Regions from separate parts of the Homo sapiens genome. Here region 2 is linked to region 1. Evidence: chromatin loops called from intact Hi-C (ENCODE). Cell type or tissue: heart right ventricle. All regions are shown on one strand. Links, peaks and the distances in the headings refer to the core of each region. The heading gives the core; the rest is flanking DNA. Region 1 overlaps KLF3 (KLF transcription factor 3). Region 2 has its middle 6.9 kb from the start of LINC01258.

The links. Peaks named below come from ENCODE experiments on the same cell type or tissue, not always from the same donor. Only the 100,000 strongest peaks of a DNase experiment are listed, where the experiment ranks them.
Region 2: a loop joins it to region 1, with 2.2 times the contacts of the local background. A loop is called at or near these places in 14 of 110 quality-filtered maps.

The regions. Positions count from the first base shown.
Region 1 is chr4:38,674,457-38,677,375 of GRCh38, forward strand. The region is part of intron 1 of KLF3 (KLF transcription factor 3); the gene reads left to right. Among named protein-coding and RNA genes, the nearest start is that of KLF3-AS1, 11 kb to the left of the region's middle. RefSeq lists a silencer at 1,153-1,202. In heart right ventricle, for the core only: a CTCF peak has its summit at 1,266 (motif pointing left); a DNase peak (open chromatin) is centred at 1,285; H3K4me3 peaks cover 557 bases; H3K27ac peaks cover 2,251 bases.
Region 2 is chr4:38,528,622-38,531,540 of GRCh38, forward strand. No RefSeq gene overlaps it. Among named protein-coding and RNA genes, the nearest start is that of LINC01258, 6.9 kb to the left of the region's middle. RefSeq lists an enhancer at 787-1,016. In heart right ventricle, for the core only: no CTCF peak of the experiment used is centred there; DNase peaks (open chromatin) are centred at 712 and 1,329; H3K27ac peaks cover 1,540 bases.

The DNA of each region.
Region 1 (2,919 bases), core at 122-2,621:
CTTAAGTTCCTTTGGGGAGTAAGGGTAGGGGAAGATAACATGTTTTCTCTTTGAAAAATCCAAAAACTTAGAAGAGTTGAAAGGGAGGCTTAGCGATGGTGTGTTAGTGTATTGCTCCGTATGCCTAGCCGAGGTCAGCTGGGAGACGGAAGTTTGCTTGGAGGAAGGCAGGTGATTTGGAGCCTCGGGGTCAGTCCTGGGTTGGGGAAGATAATGCAGGCACCCTTTGAGGATCTGTGGGAAGAAATGAGGGCATGGAGAAAGGAAGAAATAGGGAGATGAGAAGGGAGAACGTCAGAGGCAGGTCTTGCTCTAACCCCAAGAAACAGGAAACTGCTCCTGATACGTACACATTCTCTCTCCACCTTCCTCCTCCCTCAGGAAGGGGCAGGCAGTTGTCTGTAAGGTCGTTTCTGTAATAAATCATGCTCTAGCCTCCAGGCAAGCTGCTTTCAGAGGAGGTTTAGTAACCCCCTAACCTCGTCTTCCATGAAGGACTGTGTGTGTGTTTCTAAGCCCTGCAGCTCACCTGCAGCCCCGCTCCCCACTCCATAAAGCCATTGTGCATAGGTCTCAGACACCACTGGATAGGGCTCCAAAGCAGGACTGCATTACTTCTGAAACTTCATGTCAATGATTCACCAACCCTTTTAATCTATAATCACGCAGTCTTGCATTTTGACAGAAATTTGACCCTTATTTTAACATCTGAAAAGTCAGAAGTGCAGGTGGAAAGAGCATGAAGGGAAATCTGTTTCTCCTTTTTGAGGACCATTCATTTTTATTGGCCTTTCTCTGCAAAATAACACAGCTGGGGAAGATGGCATTTGCTCCAGTTATGGAAAATTATTTTGGCGGTGGTGATGTTCCTGTATATTTTTGCTTTTAAGCACCTCAATAACTTAGAATTTTTCATAAAAACAATTTTGCCCTTCCCCCCCCTTTTGGATGCAGTTTTGTTATCCTGGTATTGCTTAGTTTAGCATTAGAATGTATTTCTAAGACTAGCTAATGTATTTCTAAAGCTAGCTAAGCTAGTTAAATATAATGAAGATGTAAATGTGTTTATGATTGGAAAATAGTCGTCAGAAAAAAATAGAACCACATTTAGAGCCTCCTCTTCTCTGTGATACCCACATAAAATGATTAATAGAATTCCTGAGCCTGGTTAAAACCCACTAGGTTTAAAGACCCCGAGGTTGGCCAACTGGATTGATTTACTGCCGGTGTCCTGGTCTCTAATGCCTGTTTTAGTGCGCCACCTACTGGTTCTGCTTCAGATTGCCGTCAGTACTGTATGATAGATTTTCTAAGCATTTGTGGTTTACTTAGCATTCTTTCAGAATGGTAATAACCCCAGTGCACTGAGCCGCCCATGGGTACCAAAGACTGCCAAGTTTAGGGACCCTAATTCTTCCAGGGCTTAAGTTACTTCTCAGTTATGTGGAAGGCACTTTGAAGACTGTACAGTCACTCTTTTATGATTGTAGATCAGAACCTGTAAACAAATTAGTACCAATGACAAAAGTGGTCCCTGTAGTCAGAGATATGGGTGCAAAGTATAGAAATTTTTTGCAAATACATAAACAGAAGCCTCATTTCTGTTCATGTGTTTGATTCTGTTTCTAAATTTAGTTCCTTCCTAGCTTGGCTTCCCTATCTTGTCTTTGTTAAAAGTTTTGATTATGGAAATAATAAACTTGGCCGGGTGTAGTGGCTTACACCTGTAATCCCAGCACTTTGGGAGGCTGAGGCAGGCAGATCACTTGAGGTCAGGAGTTCGAGACCAGCCTAGCCAACATGGTGAAACCCCGTCTCTACTAAAAGTATAAAACTAAGCCAGGAGTGGTGGTGCATGCCTGTAATCCCAGCTACTCTGGAGGCTGAGGCAGAAGAATCCCTTGAACCCAGGAGGCAGAGGTTGCAGTGAGCCGAGATCGTTCCACTGCACTCCAGCCTGGGTGACAGAGTGGGACTCCATCTCAAAATAAAAATACATATAAATAATAAACTTTAAAAATAGAACACAGATGTGTAGAAAGCTGTCCCACCCACCGCCACTCCCAAGAAGCTCCTGTTAACAGTTTCGGGTGTGTGGTTCCAGACGTTTTCTTTGCATGTCCTTTATCTTCTTGTTTTATATCCTGTGACTATCACTAAAAGCATCATCATTTAAAAGCTATTATCAGAAGCTACCAAATTGGAAACAAAGTGCTTGTAGACATGTGAAATAGTGAGTTTGATTCTATTCTTTGTGATATTTGAATTTTGCACGGACTTTTTTTTTAATGTCCAGGGATGCATTATTTAGTTAGGAATTTCAAAAATAGGTATTCTAATCCTATCATTCCTTCTTTGTTTATTAACTTAAATACTTCTGTAATGAGAACATCCCTTCATCAACATTTGGATTACTTTGAGGTACATTTCTGGGCAAATAAACATACCCTTGTAATTATTTTTTAGTAAAAGCAAATCAGGTTCTGTTAGTGCCAGTGTGTTTTTTTTTTTTTTTTTTTTTGAGACCAGAGTTTCGCTTTTGTTGCCCAAGCTGAGTGCAGTGGTGCTATTTGGGCTCACTGCAACCTCCGCCTGCTGGGTTCAAGCGATTATACTGCCTCAGCCTCCCGAATAGCTGGGATTGCAGGTGTGCGCCACCACACCTGGCTAATTTGTTGTATGTTTAGTAGAAACGGGGTTTCACCACGTCGGCAAGGCTGGTCTCAATCTCCTATCCTCAGTGATCCACCCGCCTCGGCCTCCCAAAGTGCTGGAATTACAGGCATGAGCCACCACGCCCAGTCAGTGCCAGCGTTTTATACTAGACTATGTTTCTCTTAGGATTACAAGTCTTGCATTTCCTTAAACTTAGATAAAACAAAAAATTAAAGAACAATAGTGATTTAAATAATGTCTTAA
Region 2 (2,919 bases), core at 321-2,820, 150 kb before region 1:
TTGTAAGGATTAATACATATCCATTGATTTATTTATTCATCCATGTAGTATCAGTTTCATAATATGTGAGGCTCAGTGCACAATGAAAATATGGGGCCTCTTGTTCAAAAATTAAGACTTTTCTAGATAGCAGCCAGGCACAGTGGCTCACTCGAGTAATCTGAGCACTTTGGGAGGCCAAGGTGGGCAGATCACTTGAGGTCAGGAGTTTAAGACCAGCCTGGCCAACATAGTGAAACCCCGTCTCTACTAAAAATACAAAAAATTAGCCAGGCCTGGTGGTGGGCACCTGTAATCCCAGCTACTCGAGAGACTGAGGCAAGAGAATCATTTGAACCCGGGAGGCAGATGTTGCAGTGAGCCGAGATGGTGCCACTGCACTCCAGACTGGGCGACAGAGCTAGACCCTGTCTCAAAAAAAAAAAAAAAAAGAAAACGAAAAAAGAACTTTCTAGATGACAGCAGCATTAAGCCAAGCATTAAAGCCACCTGTCTAAGCATGAGTCCCTGTGTAACTCCACAGGTCCCCCACCCAGGAAGCTGGACCTGAATCCACCAAATTATAGGCCGGCCCTGGAAATACAAGGATGAGCCAGTCAGATGTGGTCTGTGCCCTCCCCTGCAGCTTGGAGAAGAAAGGTCACCATGAGGTTTAATGAGGACTCAGATAAGGGAAGTGCTGGGTCATCTAGGAGCTACCTCATCGTAGCGGCCAGCAAAGACCTTCCTGAGGAAATGACATGCACGCTGAGGCCTGAAGCTTGACGAGGCTTCAGCAGGCCAAGAGTAGGAGGGAAATTATTTTCGGGCAAAGGAAGAGCATGTAAAAGAGATTGGAGAAAAGGCTGAAGAGTGTGGCATGTCTGAGGAACCACAAGGAGTGTGGCATGGCTGCAGCACAGAGAACATTATGGGGCCTGGCTGAGGGCAAGATGAAGAGGTGGATGAGACCCAGCCCTGAAGGGAGGTTACATGGTATCCTGAAGGCAGTGGGAAGCTCTTAATGAGTTTCTTGGGCCTCTCTCAGCTGCACAATGGGCCAAAGAAGGGAAGAAATCGATGGTGGTGTCAGTGGAAGAAAACCAAGCTCCCCTGCCTGGTTCCTGATGAAAAAAGAAAAACAGCAAAAACAAAAACAGGAAGTTAGCCTGCAGAATTGCGTTGGCAGGAAGTCCTGGTTTGACAAGTCATTCAGCCTGTGCTCTGGGCCATGGACCTACCACCTTGAAGCTGGTGCTACTCCACACCTGATCAGCAGATCAGAAGAGCAGGACAGGCAGAACCTTCCTCTTCTACTGCGAGAGCTCAGTCAGTGGGAAATGTGCTCCGGGCTTCCTGGTTTGTCGCTTAGCAACACCACGTACTTGGTGCATAGGTGACCAGCACTCTCCATGAAGCCTTCCTGAGTGACTCTGCGCCCACTGTGCCTGCTGGCAGTCATGTGTTTACCGGTTTGCCTCACCTACCAGACTATGTGTTGCTTGCGAGCAGGAGATAGGTCTTACTCACTTTTGGATTCTAGTTTCTCACAAAGTAAACCATAAATGTATTGGTAAACTGAATTAACTTATACTAAATCTAGTTATATCTGAGGTATAGTATACATTCAGTCATTTTGGGAAGACAACTTGTATTAAAGATATAAAATTTTTATAAGAGAAAAGTCCTTTGAGTTCTGTGCCTCTGGCTTTAAGATATGCTTTTGACATCCAATATTTTTCTAATTTGGGACTTTTCAGAAATGATCAAGGCAATGTCCATTTGATATAGTATCCCTAGCAGACAAGGATTATGAGTTTTTAGCATTGAGTTTCCACAGGGCATGGTGTATAGTAAGTGGTTCATTATTTAATGAATGTATAGATCACATACATCCATGTACACCAATTCACACATACACTTTGCATTACTAAAGGGTTTTACAGGTACATATTCAGTAGTTTTTTTAAATGTATAAGAAAAGTATAAATAGGAAAGTGTACCATAGTATATATGATACATATCTAAGATGTGAAGATTATGTTATTATGCATCAAAAATCATAAAGGTGGATGATTATTTTGATTATTCAGCAGAAGCATTTCTCCATGCAACGTTTAATAGAAAAATATATAAGGAAGGCAAAGGCTTAAAATACTATCTATCTTCAAACTTTTAAAAGAAATAGGCCTGGTCCAGTGGCTCACACCTGTAATCTCAGCACTTGGAGAGGCTAAGGCAGGAGGCTCACTTGAGGCCAGGAGTTTGAGTCCAGCCTGGGCAACATAGAGAGGCCCTTCTCTACAAAAAATTTTAAAAAGCAGCTGGGCATGGTGGTGCATGCCTGCAGTCCCAGCTACTTGGGAGGCTGAGGCAGGAGGATCACTTGAGCCCAGGAGTTAGAGGCTGCAGTGAGTATGATTGTGCCACTACACTCCAGCTGTAGCCTGGTTGACAGAGAGAGACCTGTCTCTAAAAAAAGAAGGAAAGAAAGAAATGTAAAATGATTTACATAAAATGCTGTAACTGTAAAATCAATTCAGAGAGGAAATGTTCAAGAATAAGTGATTTTCAAGAAGTATAATTTTATGATCTGACATCTGAGAAATAGTTGAACAAATGGAAGAATTGTCTTACTCCAGAGTATTAGAAACAAGCCAGTGGGAGGGTGTTCAGTGAGCCATTTGTAACTAGAGAGCCCTCCGGAGAAAGAGGGGGTGGAGTTTCTGAGGAACCAGACAGAGCTGGGATTTTCTCAGCTGTGTTTGCAGTTTCACTTAGATACCGTTCAAAGCCATTTCTAGCATCTAATAAAAACAGATGCACTTTTTCTTACAGCCCCCAAGTGTCTGGAATACAAATTTCCCATCTTGTCACTGACCAGCTTCTCTGTCCTTGGAATCCCTCTACCTCTGTTCCTTTGTCCCTGGGATTCATGGT